Linked DNA regions of Homo sapiens: all the other regions are linked to region 2. The links are chromatin contacts, found by Hi-C or POLR2A ChIA-PET in ENCODE. All regions are on one chromosome and are shown on one strand. The core of a region is the stretch at or near the end of the contact, and the rest is flanking DNA. Distances in the headings are between cores, read along the strand shown.

What was found. Hi-C counts contacts between places; a loop is a spot of excess contacts on that map. ChIA-PET counts read pairs that join two places held with the same protein, here RNA polymerase II (POLR2A). Pooled maps may share reads with other maps.
Region 1: a map of CD8-positive, alpha-beta T cell shows a loop between it and region 2 (13-fold over the local background). The contact joins the promoter of CACYBP here to the promoter of KLHL20 in region 2. A Hi-C loop is called at or near these places in 5 of 168 maps with a recorded cell type or tissue (CD4-positive, alpha-beta T cell, CD4-positive, alpha-beta memory T cell, CD8-positive, alpha-beta T cell and 1 more), 3 of 37 single-sample maps with no recorded cell type and 15 of 50 pooled maps. POLR2A ChIA-PET finds 5 or more read pairs at or near these places in 3 of 52 experiments (CD4-positive, alpha-beta memory T cell, activated CD4-positive, alpha-beta memory T cell and activated CD8-positive, alpha-beta T cell).
Region 3: a loop to region 2 is called in a map of CD8-positive, alpha-beta T cell, with 3 times the contacts of the local background. The contact joins the promoter of PIGC here to the promoter of KLHL20 in region 2. A Hi-C loop is called at or near these places in 2 of 168 maps with a recorded cell type or tissue (CD8-positive, alpha-beta T cell and naive thymus-derived CD4-positive, alpha-beta T cell) and 6 of 50 pooled maps. POLR2A ChIA-PET finds 5 or more read pairs at or near these places in 1 of 52 experiments (activated naive CD8-positive, alpha-beta T cell).
Region 4: a pooled map shows a loop between it and region 2 (10-fold over the local background). The contact joins the promoter of DNM3 here to the promoter of KLHL20 in region 2. A Hi-C loop is called at or near these places in 5 of 50 pooled maps.

What each region holds. Positions count from the first base shown.
Region 1 is chr1:174,996,848-175,002,130 of GRCh38, forward strand. It overlaps CACYBP (calcyclin binding protein), which reads left to right and starts at 3,100. Exons shown (of 6, transcript NM_014412.3): 1 at 3,100-3,348. The coding sequence starts at 3,334. LOC105371622 (a long non-coding RNA gene) reads right to left here and starts at 2,799. Exons shown (of 2, transcript NR_188647.1): 1 at 2,748-2,799; 2 at 632-886. RefSeq lists enhancers at 2,221-2,430, 2,373-2,909, 2,461-2,970 and a silencer at 3,001-3,120.
Region 2 is chr1:173,713,259-173,718,547 of GRCh38, forward strand. It overlaps KLHL20 (kelch like family member 20), which reads left to right and starts at 1,723. Exons shown (of 12, transcript NM_014458.4): 1 at 1,723-1,820; 2 at 2,745-2,808. The coding sequence starts at 2,786. It also overlaps a transcript of ANKRD45 not described here. RefSeq lists enhancers at 1,627-1,816, 1,897-2,266.
Region 3 is chr1:172,440,618-172,445,661 of GRCh38, forward strand. It overlaps PIGC (phosphatidylinositol glycan anchor biosynthesis class C), which reads right to left and starts at 3,452. Exons shown (of 2, transcript NM_153747.2): 1 at 3,371-3,452; 2 at 840-2,213. The coding sequence starts at 2,005. The coding sequence ends at 1,112. It overlaps C1orf105 (chromosome 1 open reading frame 105), which reads left to right. Exons shown (of 7, transcript NM_139240.4): 2 at 4,456-4,541. RefSeq lists enhancers at 3,284-3,807, 3,531-3,840.
Region 4 is chr1:171,839,955-171,845,143 of GRCh38, forward strand. DNM3 (dynamin 3) reads left to right here and starts at 1,544. Exons shown (of 21, transcript NM_015569.5): 1 at 1,544-1,863. The coding sequence starts at 1,703. RefSeq lists a silencer at 1,359-1,588 and an enhancer at 1,789-1,968.

The DNA of each region.
Region 1 (5,283 bases), core at 1,850-4,349, 1.3 Mb after region 2:
TGGAAACAAGGCAAAAAGGTGAGTGGCATGTCCTTTCAGTGTCAAACCAAGGACTAGGGGATTGTACTTTGTTCATTTCATCGTTCACTATTGATTTAAAAGTCCTATACTGAATCTATACATTAACTTGTAGATTTTTGTCCAGTAAGAATGCAAATCCCTACTTCCTTTCCAGTGGAACAGATAACACCAAAAGTTATAGTTTATTACCCTGTGAGACATTAACAGGTTTATATCTAACCTTGCCACCTTATACTAACATTACATTGTTAAATTGCCTATAAATACCTGGCTACTCAAATACACTCTCAGTAACTAATAAGTCGAATAAAGTATTTGTCACATGTCCATTTATATTTGCATAATATTGTCTGGAAAAGCCTCCCTTAGTGTTACTTCTGAAAGACCTAAATAGAGTGAAGAAACGATCTGTGTGATGACCTAGAGGAAGAGGATTACAGGTAGAGAGAAAGCTGGGTACAGACTTGGAGGCAAGAGCAAACCCAGTGGGTTCAATGAATAAGTAAAGTGCCAGACTGTTTAAATCAGGGAGCGGGGAAGGAAGAGTGGTGAGAGATGGGTTCTGACATGAAGCTCATAAAGGTGAGATAAGATACGTAAAACACTCAAGTTCACATTAAGGAGTTTGTACTTTATTCTAAGCCTAATAGGAAGCTGTTAGAGGTTTTTAAGCAAAGGGATATAATGATCTGAAAAGATATCTCGAGCTGCTCTGTGGAAAACTAACTCTTAAGGCACAATGGGGAAGCAGAGAAATCAGTTAGGAAGATAAATTTCAGACAAAATAATGATGACTTGGACCTGGGTGCGTAGGGTAAGAAATATCTTTTCCTTCTACCCATTTTAGGCTCACTGGCTGGGGATCCTGTAACAAAAGACAAATTAACAAGAGAAAAGCATAAATATTAATGTTAGTTTTACATAACATGGAAACTTCATAAAGAAATGAAGACCCGAATAAATAGTTAACCTTAGTGTTGTTTAGAGTAGGTTTGAAGAAGAATGGAGAATTGTGGGAAAATGTGATGGGGCTAAAAGACTGTGATCTAAGGGTAATAAACTGGGGGAAACTTAGCAAGGCCTGATGTTCATATTCGTCTCTACGTCCCTGTGTTTTCAGAGATAAAGATGTTACTTTTATTCCAGGTATAGACAGGGCAATTCTCACATGAGGGTATTACGTCCTGCTTCAGAGCAGAAAGGTGCAAGAAAGTTAGAGACATTCCTGCATATGTTCTTTCTCAAATTCCTTCAGTTCAAAGTATTCAATATGTCTAGGTGCCATATTTTTGGGTAGCATGTCCCAAACCCCGTCAGGTGGTAGAAGCAGAGGTTGTGAGAACTCGTTAAATTCGCTACATATTTTGAAGATTAAGCCAGTAAGGCTTGTTATATAAGATGTAAGGCCTGAGATAGAAGACTCAGGTATGAGTCCTTAGCCTGAGCAATTAAGAGAACGAGGTAACTGTTCACTGCATTAGGTCCATGGGATATTTGTTTTTATTTAATTATGTACTTAATAATTCCAGGCTATTGGTTGGACACTTAAAAAAATTTATACGATAAAATACACAGCTCTTAGGAGTTCATCCCATGAACTTTGACAATTCTATGTATCGGTGTAATATTTCCATTACCTGGGCAAATTCCCCTTCGCCGGGCCTTAAGCATAATCTACAGAAAAAACTACGTACATAAATATACGTTTACAACTCAATGAGATTTCTAAAGTGAACCCACCTATCTATAATCAGTGTCCAAATCAAGAAACATTACCTGAACCTCAAAAGCCCCCTGGTGGCTCTTTCATGTCATTGTCCTCCCCACTATGCTCATTAACACCATGGGCTAGTTTTTAAATGGAACCACGCAATATGAACTCTTCCATGTCTGGCTTCTTTCCCTCAACTTCATTTTTTTGTGTGAAATTCACGCATGTTGCGTTTCGGTAATTTATTTTTGTACTGTACTTCCGATTCTTTACTACAGATAATGGTCAGCCTCCATTCCGCTAACAGCTTTTTTTCCTCTCCGAGTTGCTGATTCTAATTGCTGCCTTGGACGATCTATAAAGCTGAGTGCGCGCTATGTGACCTCTCAGGGGTCGCTGCCTTGGACGATCTGTAAAGCTGAGTGCGCGCTATGTGACCTCTCAGGGGTTGTTTCCAACCGTGTTGTTGACATCTTGAGCCTGCCAAGGACTAGAATAATCTGAAAACTAGGCTTCTCTGGGGGTCTCACTGAGTGACAGGGTTAGAACCAGAAGAGAACATCGTCTCCAGAAGACATTTCACCATTTTCTTTGATGGTAAACAGGCTCACTTATACCGAATCCAAACCCAGGCGAGAACTACGGACTCTTGAAATGGTCGGTGAAAGGGGCGAAAGCACCAGGAAATCGTGCTTCAACAGTCCATGACTGAAAGGAGGGCCTGAAACTGTGGCCATAGGCGGGCCCTTTTGTTAGGGCCTTGACCTGGGCTTCCGCTACAGGGCCCGGTCACGAGGCCAACGTAGCTCCACCTCCTACGGCGGCCAGTGATGACGCCACCACGTCGGAACTGTTAGACCGCGGTGACGTCTCCACCGCGCCAAACTCACTGAAAATCAAACCGCTACCATTAGGAGCCCTCCACGCTTAACATATCCGTTCTTTCTCGTTTGAAAGTAACCAGGCTGCTCCTCCCCATTTTTCGCCTTCTTCTCGCGGAGGCTGAGAGACTAACCTTACACAACATGGCGGCCTGGTGTGTCTGGTGTCCTAGAGCGGACGAAAGCAGGTGACTCTCTAGTCAACTTCCGACTTGGACTCCGAAGATCGGTACGTTATTTCCGGGGCTGGGTTAACGCAGCGGTTCCGAGCTGCGACTGCGCAGCGTGGCCCAGCGCGGTCAAATTATAATACATAAAAGTTGTCAGGGCGGAGAGCAAGACATTACTCTTCTCGGATTGCCGGTTCGCTCGCGAGACTTGAGCGTTGCTAGGAGATTCGGCAGGCGGGCGGAGCCAGACTCGGCGGGGCGGGGAGGGGTGGGGCTAGGCTCGGCGAGGCGAGGAAGGGTGGGTGGAGCCAGGCTTGGCGGGCTGTGCGTGCTCGCGGTGGGCGGTGGCGGCGGCTGCCTCGCGAAGGTTCGAGATCCGTCGCGTGCGGGAGGCGGGCCGCGATCTTGCGCAGGGTCGGTGTGGGCGCAGGCTGCAGCGCCGCGACTCGTGCGGGTAGGCGTCTGCGCTCGGTTTGAGGGCTCGGCGCGGGGTTTCCTGTTCCTCCTTCTGCGCGGCTGCAGCTCGGGACTTCGGCCTGACCCAGCCCCCATGGCTTCAGAAGAGGTAAGTGGTCCGGCCCCATATTCCTTATGCCCCCCGGCTGGAGCTGCAGCGCCAGCCTCCCGCCCTACCGCCGTTTCCGTGGGCTGAGCCGCCCTGCGGCCACCCGGTCCCGCGCCAGTCAGTGCGCCGCCTTCCCGGGGGACACCTCACTCGCCCCTTGCTGCGCCGTCGGCTCCCCAGCGCTTCCACTCGACCTCGCACCCCACTCGCCTGCTGGGCTCGAGCGGGGGTGTGCGGCGATTATCCGTGCAGGCGGTGCGGGGAGTGGGTCTGGGAGAGCGGCCCTTTGCGCGTGTTCCTCAGGCCCTTTCTGCCCTGGTTTCCCAGCCAGTGGACAGGAAGCTTCATTCAAGCAAAGCTGGGTGCAAACATGAGTGTCGTTCTTGGTAGAGGGCGGTTGGAAGGTGAGTTCTCAGTGCTAGCACTTGAATTCTCCTAGTCAGGTTTTCTCTACACACGAGGAGCTGTGTTACTCTGGGCAAGTTGTTTAGCTTCTCTGTGTCGCAGTAGCATCCATTTCATAGGGTTGTTAAAAAATATGATTTCTAGGTGTTTAAGTCAGTGATTGGCAAACAGCAATCTGCTGTATGTGATTTTTAAAATAAATAACTTGGAAAGTTAGTTGTAATTAATAGTAAGAAAGCGAATGGCCTGTGTTAAAGCTCTGTAAACTCTGAACGTTGGAGAATTAAATTTTGTGGAGACTTAGTTTGCTCAGTTAGAAAATGGGAATGATAGTACTTGTATTGCTCATTTCCTGGCGTAAGTGGGAGGTGAAGACGGGACAGTTATTCACAGTTAAGTGTTGGGTGTGTATTAACTAGATTTGCTTTATGAAAACAAGTACTGGGGAGTCCCAAGCTTTTGTTTTGTTTTGTTTTTGTTTTTTAAACTCAAAATCTTTTCTTTAAATGAAGAAAAACTATGAGGTTTGTGTGTTCCAGTATTAATCTGGGTATCTTGTGACAAGTCTTTTAAGGTAGGTCTTGGGTACTATGTGCCCCTAGGAGATAACTTCACAGTCTTGCAGGTGGATAGCTCAGTGTTAGTCCTCTTGAAAGTAGAGATCGTTCTCAGTTTAGGCACTTAGAAATATACATTTGAGGGCACTTGATTTTTGTTTTGTTTGAGATAAAATTCAAGTTTTTAACCATTTTAAAGTGTACAATTCAGGTATTTGTTTTTTGTTTAAATATATTCACAGTGTAGTGCAGCCATCACCACTGTCTAGTTTCAGGACATTTTCATCACTCCAGAAAGAAACCATGTAGTGTGTTTTAAACAATTGCTTCCCATTCCTCCCTCAGCCCCTGACAACTACTCATCTTGTACTTTCTGTGAATTTGCCTATTGTAGGCATTTCATATAAATGGAGTCACGCTGTATGTGGCCTTTTGTTTTTTGGCTCCTTCAACTTAGCACTAACATTTTCAAGTTCATCCATGGTGTAGCGTGTATCAGTACACATGCTCTTTATGGCTAAATAATATTCTATTATATGCATGTGGCACATTGTGTTTATCCTTTCATCCGTTTATGGACATTTATTTCCACTTCTTTGTTTGAGACGGAGTCTCGCTCTGTCGCCCAGGCTGGAGTGCAATGGCGCAATCTCGGCTCACTGCAATCTCCGTCTCCCGGGTTCAAAGGATTCTCCTGCCTTAGCCTCCTGAGAAGCTGGGATTACAGGCGCGCGCCACCATGCCCGGCTAATTTTTGTATTTTTAGTAGCGACGGGGTTTCACCACGTTGGCCAGGCTGGTCTCGAACTCCTGATCTCAAGTGATCCGCCCGCCCGCCTCGGCCTCTGAAAGTGCTGGGATTACAGGTGTGAGCCATGGCGCCTGGCCTTATTTCCACTTCGTGACTAGCATAAATAATGCTGCTGCGAGTACTGTATCCAAGTTTTTTGTGTGGATGTGTTTTCAGTTCTCT
Region 2 (5,289 bases), core at 473-2,972:
GCAAAAATTCTATCAGTGAGAAAATTATAGCAGTGGAGGAGATCTGATCTAGCCAAACCCCATCTTGCCTTTAGCTTTCAGTCTGTCCTTAATTATTCCTGGGCTTAAGCCAAGATAACTTTGGGAGACATTTAGTTTAATAGTTTAAATAATTACAGTCCTTCCCCAAAACTCAATTGCCTTTGTAAAGCTAATGAGAGACCACCAGACAACGGGGATAGATGAGCCTGAATTCTGTTAAGTGTAGACATAAGTGATTGCCAGCCATTATTCCAGAGGTCACAAGATATGCAACTTCCCCAATTACTCCTACAGATAACATCACTATTGTAGAATCTAGGATTGGCCTTTTTGGGTATATTTTTAAGTTTTTTGCATGTTTGACTACTGATGGCTCCACCTGGACCCACCAACTGTTCCTGTGGCTCCACCCAGAAACAACTCAGTAGGCAGGAGGACCATCTCCCATACCCCTATGACTGCACCAGTCAGCAGCAAGCACCCATTGCCTAGCCACCCCTACCCCTTTCCCCAGACTACCTTTGAAAAGAAACCTAGCCCCCAAATGCTCCAGGAGGCCGATTTGAGTAATAATATAACTGATTTGAGTAATAATAAAACTTCTTCCATTTTTCCACTCGATGTTGTGTAAAACTCTTTCTCCATTGCAATCCCTATACCTTGATAAATCATCTGTATCTGGGCAGCAGGCAAGAAGAATCCACTGGGCCACTATATCTGGATCTAAAGGCCATGTATTTTCCACTACAAGCTAATTAACAAGAGGTATCCTTTCCCCTCAGAAACAACTGGACACACCTGTGTAGATTCTACATAAAGAACAGCTAAAGAAAATCTGGTTAATACTTAGCCTAGTATACTTACCAGGAAATCAGCAACAGTCTTTCTCTGATATTCCTGAAATTGTAATCCCCACCTTACACTTGTATCACTTGTTTTCTAAATATTAATATACGGTAAAAATCAGGTGGCTGTGTGCTATGGGAAAATCTGGAGGAAAAGATAATTTTAAAAATATACTTTTTTGGCTCTGCTTGCTACTGAAAAAAAATTTTTTTAAGAAAATATACTCTTCCCTCCTTAACATTAAAGTGAATCCACAGAAGATGTGTTTGGTGAAGTGTCTGGTGGTGAATACTAAGTAGAAAGGGCAGACTAACACAGCCTTAGAGCCTGGATAAAATCCTGGTGTCCTGAAAGTTTGACCGTGGGAAATCTGGAGGATAAGGTCTATCTCTGGTCTGTCTATCTAACTTCTGCACCTTGCACATAGTAGAGGCCTGACAGATACATGCCAACCCATGTGTGCATGCAATAATTCAATCCACAATTAGGAACATTGTGCCAAAAGGAGACCCACCAACTAAAAAGAAATACAAATTCTTAGCTTTCTGTGACTACCCTTTACTGCCTTTGCTGGCGAAAACAAAGAAGAAAAGAGGAGGCTTCAGTATTCAAATACTGCCAGTTCCGCAGTGAATTCTAAAAATGGTTACTCTTGGGATACAAGGAACCCCCACGAGGATAAACAACCTCTGAGGTTACCTGAATGCCCCAGCAAAGGGCACGACTACTTCCGGAGCCGCACCGGAACCCCTTGGCGGATTATGTGGGTTCCTGCGGGAACGATTTAAGAATAGGACTACTTCCTGCTTCTGGATATGGGCCGGTGAAGGGAAAGGAAATAGCTCTACGAGCGGCATCCTGCCTGCGTTAGCGGCGGTGGAGGAGGAGGCAGAGAGGAGTGGAGGGCGGAGTAGACGGAGGAGGCTGCTGCAGAGAAGAAAGTGTCAGAGCCGGTAAGTGAGCCAGTCACCTTAGAGCAGGGGACAGCGGACAGCGCCCCAGGGCTCGCTTCGCAGATATGTGGTCCCAAGTTGCTGAGCTGCCCCATGGGGTCAGGTCGGTCGCCTGTCAGTCGGCGCCGAGAAGAGACTGTTGGGGCGCTGGGGCCGGGCCTCGCGGAGCGCCAGAGTGCGCTCTCGCTGGCTGACAGCCTATCTCGGGAGCCAGAGGAGGCCCCGGGCTTTGTCCTGCCTGGTGGTGCTGGGGTTTCGCATCCTGGACAGCTTCCCCAGACAGTGTTTGGAATTCAGGGAAGGAAGAAAGTACGTGCGCCCCCATTTAACCCTCGGGACCTGGCGAAATCCTGCTACGTGGGTAGTGAACATTGTATCGGGGACTGAAGGAAATGCTTGTAAAGAGTGTTAGTCTGGAGCCATACTTTCCCTGCCCTGTTCAAGCTCCCTGGACTGTCGGAAGCGGAGTTGTTTGTAAAGGCAAATGCAGACGCCTCCTCCTCCTGTCACTTCGGGACAAGTTAACAATCTTCAGATTCGTTATTAAAGCCTCGTGTACCCTATGTGATCTATCAGGTTAGTACTGCTGTGGGTATCTGGTGCTTGTTCTGTAAATATACTTGATGTCGAGATCACAGTTAAATATCTCCAAGCACTTTTTGAAGAGAAACAAGACTGACCTAACAGTCGGGACTATTTAGCATACTTTCCCTCACCTTTACTTTAATCGTTTTAGCATGCAGAGTAAGGATGGTAATCTTAAATGTACTAGATTAAGTTATTGTGCATCTGCAGAAGGCCTGTGGTATAATAGGATATGAAACTCTTGATAACTGACGAAATGAGTGAAATGATTATATAAAGATTGTTACTGTAAAGATCAGAAATAGCTTTTATTAAGTTCCTGCTTTTCTGTTGTCTTAGGTTCGGCTTTAGAGTGTGGTGAAGGGTACTTTTCATGGTGCATGGAAGGAAAGCCAATGCGCAGGTAGGCATTTAGGAAGAAAACCTTTGGTTTCACTGATTAAAATTCAGCATGTAATAATTTAAATTTTTAAAAAAGAGTTTCAATCTTACTAAATTCTGCTTGGAACTAATGAGTCTTGTTCTACAATAAATCAAAAGTAATATTAAGAATTAATAGCTTTTTAATAGAATAAAATACAGAAGTTGTTTCTGAAAAGTGCTGTGGATTGTATGTAGTGCTAAACACTTAAATTTTCCTTTTTTCATGTTTTTTACAGTAAATAATCATTAAGTTCATTATGATACTATATGGATTTATTATAATCTTCAGTTCCCTATAAAATGTAGAGGATTCTGTTCCCATGTAAGAATCATAATTATTTATAATATACTGTACTGCATGCCTAATTATGGTTTTGGTTATTTCCTTGATGTTCAATCATACATTTGTTCTGTTAATTAAAATAGCTGCATTGTAGGGAAGATTGTATAAGGACTAAAATAGGTATTAGACATAATAACTTAGTCCATAGAAAAATAGAACAATGTCTGGGAAAATATAGACAATAAATAGGCCCTCCCAACCCTAGAATTTAATAATGTTTTTTCTCATTTTGTTCTAACAAATGAGACTAGAATCTTTATGATACAAAATCATCCCAGTTCTATTTCTTTGGTTTTTACATTTGTTTTCTATTTATTGAACTCTATTTAATCATTTGTTATTTAACATCAAAGATAAACAACTTCTGCAGTTCTTTTAAGAGAAGAAACATTTTATAATGGGAATATGACTTATAACTCAGAACTTGGAGCAAGAACCAGAATGTATATCTTTATCCAAATCTGTTATTGGTTTATCAATTGACCTTGAGCTGTTCACCTTCTCTGTACCCCAGTTTACTTCTTTAGTGTATCTGATCAGGATATTGGGGATTAATGAACATTTGCAAATGCTTTAAGATCTCCAGATGAAAAGATGTTATCAAGATGAAAAATACCATTATCTTATTTATATTTTACTCTGTAGTAGGAATAATATTTTACCACAATGTACATGAAAAAATTAACAACATAATATTAAATACTTCATCCCTTTACTTCTAACATTATTGCAAAACCCACTGATTGTGTCTCATCTCCAGCTACCATAAAATGTCATATCTTATATAATTGCTAAAATAAGAGCTTATTATTTTTTAAAAGAATAGCAGAGTGTGGGAATGTTTTTGGTTTATCAGTAGTCTATATAAAATATTTGCTTAATCACTCATACCTGCTCCTTTTTTCTTGCTTTATTACATAATACTGTCAGCTATTCAGAATCATGCTGGATAATTCTAGTGCTGTTAATCGTTAAGCTACGGCTCTTTCTTCATCACTGTCACTTGGCCAGAGCCTAGCCTACTCACATTGGTCTCTGGTCTTACTTTCACCTGCTTCCTACATTCAATCATGGTCACACTTCCCTATCCTTTTCTTATTGGGCTGTCATTTTTGCTGATTTAACCCAGAAGGCAGTCTCTGTAATGCTGGGTTTATACTCAGTTGCTATTAAAGAAGCTTTGAGAAGTAACTTTTTATATTGAGACTATTTGAATACATGTTCATTCTGTCTACTAGATTGTGAGCTCTTTTAGTCTCATGTCTTCCTATATTTGCATCACTAGCACCTAACGATTACTGAATAATTGTTTGAATAGGACTGAACAGTTTCTGCAGACTTTCCCCCTCCAAAAAACAAAAAAAATCTATGAACAAGACTGAAAATTATTGTTAAAGGTATTCTAATTTTTGATTATAAAGTTTTATGAAATCAATTGGCATTTTATTAGTAAAGTTTCATTACCTCATTTATTTATGTACTATCATTTGCATAGCACAATGCAAAATTTAAAAGATACAATAGGATATTCAGTGAAAAGTTAACTCTCCCATTGCTGACCCCAGTTCCCAAAGGCAACCACTGTAAGCAGTTTCTTATGCATTCTTTTAGAGGCATTGTAGTTCATACACAAATGTATATAAGATGTCTTCTCTTTTCACTTTTTTAATTTCTATTTTGTAGATACAGGGTTTTGCCATGTTGCCCAGGTTGGTCTCAAACTCCTGGGCTCAAGCAGTCCCCCTGCCTAGGCCTCCCAAAGTGTTGGGATTACAGGCGTGAGCCACCACACCTGGCTAACATTAGTAGCTTTTAAAAAGAAAAGATGGCTAGGCACAGTGGCTCACACCTGTAATCCCAGCACTTTGGGAGGCTGAGGTGGGCTGATCCCTTGAGCCCAAGAGTTCAAGACCAGCCTGGGCAACATGACAAAACCCCATCTCTACAAAAAGGAAACAAGAAAAATTTAGCCAAGTGTTGTGGCAGATGCCTGAAGTTCTAGCTACTCAGGAGGCTGAGGTGAGAGGATCACTTGAGTCTGGGAGGCAGAGATTGCAGTTAAGCCGTGATCATACCATTGAACCCCAACCTGGGCAACAGAGCAAGACAGTGTCTCAA
Region 3 (5,044 bases), core at 2,202-4,701, 1.3 Mb before region 2:
CCTCCCATTCTGACTTTTTCCCAATATCCCCTCCCAAAAGTCCCCATAACCCTGAATGGCCATCAAATATTGTCCCATCATTGTGCCCATGCTAAGGACAGATGGGCACAGTAGTAGTCTTATGTTGCCTGCAAATGTGTTTTTAGACGGATTAATTTACAAGTCAGATTTCATATTAAAAATCAGATATACAGTTATTGGGATTTCTTTTAGAATCCTATCTGGAATTCTAAAGGTCTGAAGCTAGGCACAAACTGTGAATAGATGCAGCACAATAGCAGGTGTCTCCATTGGACATCTCCATAGTTGTTCACAGTTGCCATCAGTCACACAAAGTATGCCAGTTTCACTCGCTTCCATTACTGACCTGGCTTCTAAAGGCCTTCACCACAATGCCCTAAAACCATCTCTTGCCTATTTAAGTCTCCCCTGTCCTCCAAGACTAAGCTTAAATGTCACCGCCTCTCTTATTTCCTAATTATTCCAGCTGAAATTTATCTCCAGCTTCTGAATTCCCCCTAGCATTCTGCTTATTGTGACACATCACACTCTGCTTTGCAATTAGTTGTGATATGCTTCCCTAAGAACAAGGTAGAAACTCTGAGTCAAGGTTAAGTAACCAATTCTGTGATCTTGGGCAACAAAACTGAGCATAGCACCCTGTGTTCTAAGATTTGAGCCCTAGATAAATAAAAGAGCATTAGCACATTGAAAAGGGTAGAAAGAAGTGACTTTACACACACACACACACACACACACACACACACACACACACTTACTTCACTCTTCATGCCCCTCTGTCTGCCTCCTGTTTATGGAAAAATCATGAGACAACTTGATGGATGTGTTATTTTTTTAATAGAAACCACATCACTTCATATGTTACAGCATGTAATTCAAGAGGTCCCCAGAAAGTTTTTTCATCTACAAAATAACAGAAAGGATAAGCACCCTCACCACCCAAGCCTTTGGTTCATTTTTTTTGGTTTTGATCTCTATTCTCTTACCACAATGACATGCTGCTTCCAGAATGGAACTCTGTCTTTAAGTTCTATACTAGTTAGGAGGCTAATCTATCAGCTTGCTTTAATAATGTAATGGATGTCCTAATTTAACTGAGGAACCTGGACAAGTCTTCCTTGATTTCAGCTTCATCCCAAGGCCCATGAATGTTTTCTTTAAAAAGCTGCAAGCGAATGAGGTAGAATGGACACAGACATGAGATAGACATCAGCAGAAGGGCAAAGAGTACGGCTCCCACAGCACTAATGGACAGTAGGCCTCCCACGGCTGAAAATGCAAAAAGCAGTGTGACCCCCACATAGCTCCGGGGAGTACATGCCTTTAGTTTCTTCTGCAACATGGGCCACAGGGCAAAAATCTGAATGGCAAATGTCACCATGATGAAGGCATGCAGGGACCGGGGAAGACGTGATGCCAAGCATACAGAAGCAAAGATGGCCATGTTCAAGGATAGTGTGCTGGATACAATGGCAGCATTGGCACCATAGTCAAAAAAGATGAGATGGCCTAACAGCATGAAGACTGACATGGCATAGATGGTGTCAGTGCTGACAGACTCTGTAAGGGTCTTCAGCACTGGTGAAAACCCATAAGTGAAAGTAATGAAGACTAGGGCACTCTTCAGGTCAGCCCACCGGGTCTGCCCACTCTTCTTCCGCCCTTCACCTCCATCAATGAGATCAAACAAAACATACCCAATCAGTGAAGAAGCCAGACCAGTCCCTAAAAGCCAATGGGGGGCCAGAAGACCCTCATCCATATACCACCAGATAACCACAAAAACACAAACACTGCACAGCTGCTGGATCACCACACTGGACTCAAATACCACAGCCCAATATTGGTATTTCCGAGCATGGATGTTTTTCCGGAGCTCTTCCAGGAATCGCCGGTCCACATAGTTATCAGGAAAGGGCTGTCGCTCATACAAGACCTTCTGCCACTTGACCTCCTTGGTGTTAGTCACAGGTTGAGCATACATTATCCTTTCATTCAAACTCAGGCCAGTTTAATCATCGCCCTCACAGAAGTCCAGGTGGTTCTTGTTCTTTATGAAGTTTTGAAATGAGACCTCCCTGGAAATTCCATGCTGTGTTGATGTTCTACCAACCTTTCCTTGTTTTCAAAGGCAGGGGCTAGGCCTACAATAGATGAATTTGTCTCTGAGGCAGGACAACACAGCCAAGTTCCTAGAAAAAGAGAGACTGTGAACCTACGAAAGTTGTGAAAGGTCAAGAGTAGTACTGAGATAAAGTCAAATCAACTCAGTTTACTAAAAGTCTGAGAAAAATGTATGTGGTAGTCACCTTATGGGACATTAAAACTGCATTTCAGATTTGAAAATTATAATTCCTTGAATAATAATAGACATCTGTTAGCTATCGCTTATTGAGTACCTACTATGTGCTAAGTGCCTTATGTATCTTCTTTCACTTAATCCTCACCACCTTGTAAGTTAGTATTAGTCCTGCTTTGGTAAAAAAGCTGAGATTCAAGATGCTTAAGTAACTTTGCCCTAAGGTAACAGAGCAGAGCCAGGATTCAAACCAAAGTCTTATCCCAAAGCCTGTGTCTCACATTGTATCTCCCTCTAAAGCAGTTCTTAACTCAGTGGTTCACATATCCCTTAGGTATATCACATTGCATGCTTATATCTGGATTTGTGTAAATTTATAGGGATAATATCCATAGTTTTTATTGGTTCTCAAAGGCATGTTATTTGTATTTTTTAAGTTACCAATCCAAAGACAATAGTAAGCTGCACCATACAGAAAGGTATGAGCTCTATAGTTTAACCAAAATCAAAGCCTCAAAGAAACTAGACTCTTCTTCCATTAGCTGAGCTTAGCATCCTTTAAAGAGCTATCAATCTACTCAAAACAAGGAAACTCTTGAGAGGATCGAAGAAGATAATCATTCCTTTTTCACAATGAGAAAACTAAGAGTCAGAAACACCACAGCCATCCGGCAAATTTGAGAAAAAAAAAATTCATATTGCCCGACTTTATTTCTTCCATGATAGACCACAACAAATATTGCTTGGCAAGCCAGACACCGTTACCCCCTCTGCAGCAGGGATCCCAGCCCGGGAATCTTAAGGCCGCCGCCGGGGTTGGAGGGTCTGCGACGCCCAAAAGGGCAGCGCCCGCCCGCAGAGTGGGGCTGGGAGGGGACGGGGTAGGGTAGGGTGACCCCAGGGTGCGCCTTCACTCTTCTGGCACCCCATTTGGCTTTTTGGGTGGGCCTCCCACTTCCGCCGCCGCCCCTCACTCAGCCTTGGGTCTGCGGGAGGCAGCAGAGGAAAAGGAGCCCCGGAAACACTGACCGTTACACGGAACCCACCTACCCGAGAGTTCCTAGGGTTGCGCAGCTGGGGGACGGCGGCACCCAGCCTTTTTCCCGCTTCGGGGCGCCGGGGCTGCGACTGTGGCCAAGCACTTCCGGGTCCGCCGCAATCTCCTTAGCGAGGGCACCCTTCCCCGGCTGGAACCATCGCGACGTGACTGCTGCCCCCTCCTGGCTGCTCGAAGGACCTCCGGTCTCCTCTCCTGGAGACTGGCCCAAACCCGAATGCTCTGAGCCTAGGAAGGCAAATCCCCAGCAATCCCCTATTGAAAGATGGGATGTGCCATCTGAAGGACTGGGTAAGGCAAGAGAGGACAAGGAAAGAGGCTGGGCCAGTAGGTGAGAGATAATGGCCGCTTTTGTTGCGCTCCTTTATTAAGTCAGGCCCTCAGCTGGGACTTCCCGTGCATCCATGCGTTCATTCCACAGATACTGATTGAATGCCTGCATGTAACAAGCCATGCTTGGGGTGCTCATGATACAGCCGTGAATGAAACACACAAAAATTGCTGCTCTCATGAAACTCTCTTTTTTGGTGCATTGACCTTTACACTGATTATATCATCTCCCCCCTCAAAGAGGACAAATCTAAGGCTCAGATAAGTTGTATTTGTCCAAAGACAGGCACCTGGGAAGTAGATGAACAGAGATCAATATCCAGTTGTCTATAGCTTCAAAGCTTGGTTTTTTTCCTCTTTACCTCCTAAAAGAAGTGAGGACAAGATTGCTAATTAAACTGAGTTCATGGAAATATTAAAGGATATATAAACAGAAGGAAGTAATAAAGAAACAAAGGGATGTAGTAAAACACAGGATACAGTGGAAATAAAAGTCAGAAAACATGACCCATTTACTAGCTCAGTGACTCAAGGCAAATCACACTACCTGAGCTTTGATTTCTTCATCAGTAAAATGGAGATGACATTATTTGCACTTGGCTACTTTATAGGATGGTTAAAGAGTTAAATATAAAAATGGTTTGTAAAGTGTTCACTATATGGCTGCTATTAGCTGACTTTGGCCATCGTAATGATAGCAATGTTTAAGTGTGATATATTCTGTAAAATGTTCTCTATTTCCCTCTAGGCTTCTGTTCCAAAATTTGACAAGATTCCTTGGCTTAGTGAGGCCAGCCTTGTAAACAAGCCATTAGTGCTCAGCCTTCCCAGAAGGTAACCTCTCAGCCACCGAGGGCAAAAGTTTTACGAAACATCTCACAGAAGATGATTTCTTCTTAAGGGATGGGGACAATTATCAGAGGGCACATTTGATCCATTGAGAAACTCAAGTCAAGTGCTTTAAAAATAGAAATAATCCGGGTTTCTCAGAAAAAAATGATCACTGAGTATAGGCCTGGCTAGAGGAGATGAGATCTCAAAATTTTTCCCTCTCCACCACTACCACTCAACAGTATAAGATAATTTTTCCCCTAGACACTGTCTCTCAAAACACTTCCATCCTCTTTCTCACCCCACATTTTCTCCACTGCTGTAGTCTGAAATTTTCACATTTTTACCATCAAAAGTCTAGAACAGTAAGTTCCCATCTTTATAGAATAGTAACTCTGTATGTAACTTTGAGGCACCCTCCTACATTCCTGTTAGTCCTACTCCTTCCAAACAAACTACTATATGACACATAAATCTATTTTTCAAAATTGCAGGAATTACATATC
Region 4 (5,189 bases), core at 294-2,793, 1.9 Mb before region 2:
CTTTTTCTGCTGCTTTAAAAAAAAGTTGAGATGTAATGTACAGTAAAATGCACATCACTTAAAAGTTTAGTTTGAGGAGTTTTGACAAATGTATGCCCACATCCCAGTCAAGACATGGGACATTTCCATCACTCCAGAAAGTTTCCTCATGCCTCCTACAGTCAATCTCCACTCCTCAAAGACAACCACAGTTCCGATTTCTATTACCATAGAATAGCTTTGCTGGTTGTAGAACTTCACATACATGAAATCAAACCAATATGGTCTTTGGCCTTTTTCATTCTACATAATGTATCTGAGATTGTTGCTATATCAAAAGTCTTTTTTGTGGCAGAGATTATTTCACTATATATATATACCACGTTTGTTTATTCATTCACCTGTTGATAGACATTTGGGTTGTTTTCAGGTTTTTTGACATTATGAACATTTTAATATGTCTTTTTAGAGTTAGAAGGAACTGTACATTAAATGCTGAGATTACAAAAGATGACTTCAGTTTTGAATAAATTGAGTCTGTAGTACTTGTAGGACACTCAGGTAGTATTCTGGGCTCCTCTTGGAGTACAGTCTAAGTTGCAGAAGAGAGACAGGGTCTAGCAATGTAAATTTCTGTAGTCGCCAGCCTTGATTCAGAGTTAAAGCTATGGGAAAGTCCTCAGGCAGAGGACAAACATTAGACAAGAAAATGCCCATATATGAAACCCTGCGAAGCATCAGTATTTGAGGAGCAGACTAAAAAGGAACCGTCTGTGGAGGCTAAGAGAAGCATGGCCATTTATCTTTGTGTCCCGATCATCAGGCACAGGACCCCACACACAGTCACTTCTCAATGTGCTAAATTTCACAGAATGCGTCCAGGGTACCTGGTTCTGGATAGATCCGGTAGAAGGAGATAGACCGGGAGGGCAAATGGCATGAGGAGTCTCACAGGCCAGAGTGATTAAAGGGGTGTATCGGGGCGGTAAACCCTACAGACTCTACCTGTGCTTATGCGGGGCTGGGGAGGACGAGTCATTACAGATGAAGAATTAAGTAAGGTCAGACCACTCAGGGCCTTAGATGGATGTCACATTGAAGAATTTAGACTCCAACAGGCCTGCCACCCTGGGAGGAGTCATCGCGGATTCTGGAGAAGGGCGTGACAGAGGAGATTTCCTTTCGGGAAGTGTAGTCTGGCAGCGGTGCCCCGGTGGTGGCGGCGGCGGTGCTGCTGTTGCTGGTGATCGTGTGGTGGTGTTAGCGGCGATAGTGCTTTCCACTGGGCTTTGGCTTGGTAGCCGCTGAAAGAGAACAACGCTGCCGCTGCTGCTGATTTCATGCCATTTCCTGACCCGGCGCTGTAACTTGGCCTCTGAGCCTTGGCCACAGAACGCAGAGGCCGTGGCATCTGGCCGCAGCTGGGCTGCAGTGCGTGCGCGCCTGGCCTGGTGGTCCGATGGGAAGCCCGGGGCGGGGCAGCCGCGGGGCGGGGGCGGGGCGTCGCGGAGATAGGCCACGCCCCTGCCCGCCCGCGCAGGCGCGCTGCGGGTCGTTAGCTGTCAGAGCCAAGCGGCGGGCTGGCGGCGGGCTCCGACGTCTGCGCCAGGACCTGGCTGGCTGAGCCCGGCGCAGCAGCAGCAGCCAGGGCAGCGCGGCCCCTACTCCCTGTCAGGTCGTAGAGGCGAGCAGGGACCAGCTGGTCGCCGGCCCCTCGGGCAAGATGGGGAACCGGGAGATGGAGGAGCTGATCCCGCTGGTGAACCGTCTGCAGGACGCGTTTTCGGCGCTGGGACAGAGCTGCCTGCTGGAGCTGCCGCAGATCGCCGTGGTGGGCGGCCAGAGCGCCGGCAAGAGCTCGGTGCTCGAGAACTTCGTGGGCAGGTAAGCGCGCAGGGCGCGGAGTAAGGATGCGGCAGTGGGGCGACCCCGCTGCGGGCCGTTGGAACGTGGACGGGCAGCGGGAGCCAGAGGGTGGATGGACCAGGCGCTGCGGTGGAATGGGGGGCAGAGTGGAATGGGGGGCAGAGTGGCGGTGTCCGTGGGGCGGGCGGGGTCCTCCAGCTCTGGGCATCCTCCGTCCCCTGCCACCCCCCGCCTGGTGGCCCTCCTGCCTGCCTTTCATCGTGCGATACAAAGCCATTTCCTCCCTGTCCTCCAGTCGGGGAGTCGGGGGAGGGGTCCGCCCCGGGCTCGACCCCCACCCCCTCGGTGCGCGCCAGCCCCGGGCAGCCTCCCTGCGTAGCGCGCCGAAAGCTTCCCAGTGCCCCTCTCCTGTTTTCCCAGCTCAACACCCCCCTCCTTTTCCTGTCGCCCTCCGTGAGGCTCCCTGTGAGGCTGTGGGGCTTTATCCCCCGAGCCCCCTCCCTTAGGTGGAGATGCTTTCCTTCTCGCCAGGGTTCTCGTTCCTCTCAGCTGTCTACTGTTGCCTGCCTCTAGCTGGGGAGGCGGGGTGCGAGGAGAAAGACGTCGTTTGTTGTGGTGAAGCTTTATCCAGAGACGCTTCCCCACCATTCTCCTCCCGGAGAGTCGAAGAATAAAAGGTGGTGTGTTTGCGTGTGCACCTATTCACAGCTTCAGGCAATTGTGAGAGAGCCCGAGGCACAGACTTGGCAGGGGGTGGACGTGGACTTATGTTGTCCAGGTGCCATGTCATTCCTGCATCATCTCGGAACTGACCAGCATCTTTCTCGCACTCTCTCTGCGCCCCCTCCCCCAGCATCATCTTCCGTTCTCTAAGCTCCTATTTGTCTTGCTAGCCTTCAAGACAACATTCTGAATCTAAATTGTAGCTGTGGTTTTCCTCATGACTCTTAATACAGAAACAGCTAAGGAATTAATTTTCGAATTAGGAATCAGCATTTCTTCCACTGAGCAATTCATGAGGGATTAAGTTACCTTAATGGCCTTGCCTGAAGAGTGCAGACATTTGCTAAGAAAAGCCCATTTAAAAGCATTATGAAAACTGAAATCTGTTTCCTAGTAATAGAAAACCAGGTAGAAATGTACAGTATCCAAGAAAAAATGCTGGCGAGATTGTACTTTATTCTTTTTATTTGGCTCATTCGTGACTTGGGATGCAGAAGGTTCCTGTTTCTGTTCCTTTTTTCTTTTTTTGTTAGTGCTTGGTGATGTGTAGAATTTAGAGCTGAATATTCCCACATTTCCTTTGGAAATGTTAGTGTTCATAAAGTACATATTCCTTTCTCTCAAATGATATTCCATCTCTCAGATGATATTTTTTTTCCTGTATGAACTAGAAAGATAAGAAGCCTAACAAAGTAAAATTGCTGACAATTGGCTTGTATCCTTGAGTAATTCACTTAATCACTACACCTCATTTTTATATTTTTTTTGATTAATGAACAAAGTGAAGGTAAAGCATTTTGCCTACGTCATCTTAGACTTTTGGTGAAGTGATGGATTTCAAACATATAACAGTTACTTTCTTTGATTTGTTGCCAATGAAATTTACGAGATATAAAGTGGCATCCAAAGAGTGAGTTTTGGTAACATATTTTTGGCTTTCCAAAGCCAGGGCATTTTTGTCATGACACCTTAAGAGTTATTTAACTATTTTTGTTTTTTAAACAAATACTTAAAGATTAAAACTGTAAGTATTTCAAATGAAATTACCATATTTTTATGCATCTCCCATATATTTACTTGGATGAGCCTATATTGTATGCAAGTGCATTGTTTGTGGTCAGAGCTTTTGAACTTAATGTCAGTTGTATGCACATACCACAATTCTACATTCTAGGTTTTGAAATTCTAACATTCTTCCTAATGTTATAATAAAATTGTACACATCTCCCCACACTAGCTATGTTCTTTTGGAATAATTTGAAAAAAGAAATGTAGAAGAGTAAAATATTTAAGTTTGAATATTTTTCAAGATGGAATAAAAAATAGGGACAAGTATAAAAATCAGAGCACGTACCAGAATGCATTAGTAATTTGTTGTACTTTAAAAAGTTTTACCACTAATTGACTGTTAGAACGCCAAATCAAAGAAAAGGATGACCATAGAGGAAAAAGGTCATTTAATTCATATGTAAAGTCTTAATTATATGTAGAGATAACACCTGCCTAGCAGAGCTTACATATTAAGGAGAAAATTTAATTAGGAAGGTCATTTGACTTTAATAAAGATTTCGGTCATTGAATTATTGAGGAATCTAATTTCTAATTATAAACCAACCTTAGGGAAAATGGAGTTTTCTATTTTGATAAGTTATTCAGCCTAGGTGGAAAAAATTGTATCCATTTTCTACTGTAACATCTTAGCATTTTCTTGTCATTATCCAGGAATTTTGCAATAAAAACAGTTTCTTTCCTAAGGATGCAACTTTCCTCTTTTACACGAAACAGTTTTCATTTTAAGACTCGATCTAATGTGCAGTTATTGAATGCAGCCATAAAAACCAAGGGTCATCACTTGTGTAAATTCATTGTGTTTGCTCTTGACTCAAGCTTCTTCTCTACAAAATAATGATGCATTTTCTCAACAATCCTCATTTAGTGGACTAACTGTATCTTCTCTCAGTTTGTTTATATTGAGTTTTTTTGGACACCAATGAATGAATTCGGATGTGAATATGTTTACTTCATTTAGCGGTTGCTGTAAAAGCTGATTTTTGGGTGACAGGTTTGAGATTGTTATGAATAAAATGAGTCATGAATGAACCACTTGTTTGTGATTTTCTTGCTGAAGTGATGAACTTGCATATTAATGTGATATAGCATGAGTAACCAGATTGTTCTTTTGGTGGTGCAGGATGAGATATATGCTGGCAATGAGAGGCAGCTTAAGATCTAATGAATAGAATTTGAGACCTATAATCTGAACATAGGGGTTTACTAGCTGGCTTGGGTCTGCCTACTGGTCTGATTTGTATACAGAAGAATTGAATTTATTCAACTATTTTCATTATACGTATACATATATTTATAGTGCAGTGGTGATGATAATAATGGTTAACATTTATAGAGTGCCTGTTATGTGTAGGTACTATTCTGGGTGCTTTTATATGAATAATCTCATTTAGTCCTCATACAACCCCAAAGAGGTAGGTACTCTTATGATTTCCATTTTACAGAAGAGGAAATCAAGATTTAGAGAGTTTGAGTAACTCACTCAAGGATAATTTAATTTAATATAAAAACAGTGGAGCTAAGATTCAACTAGAGGTGTTGATGACCATAAC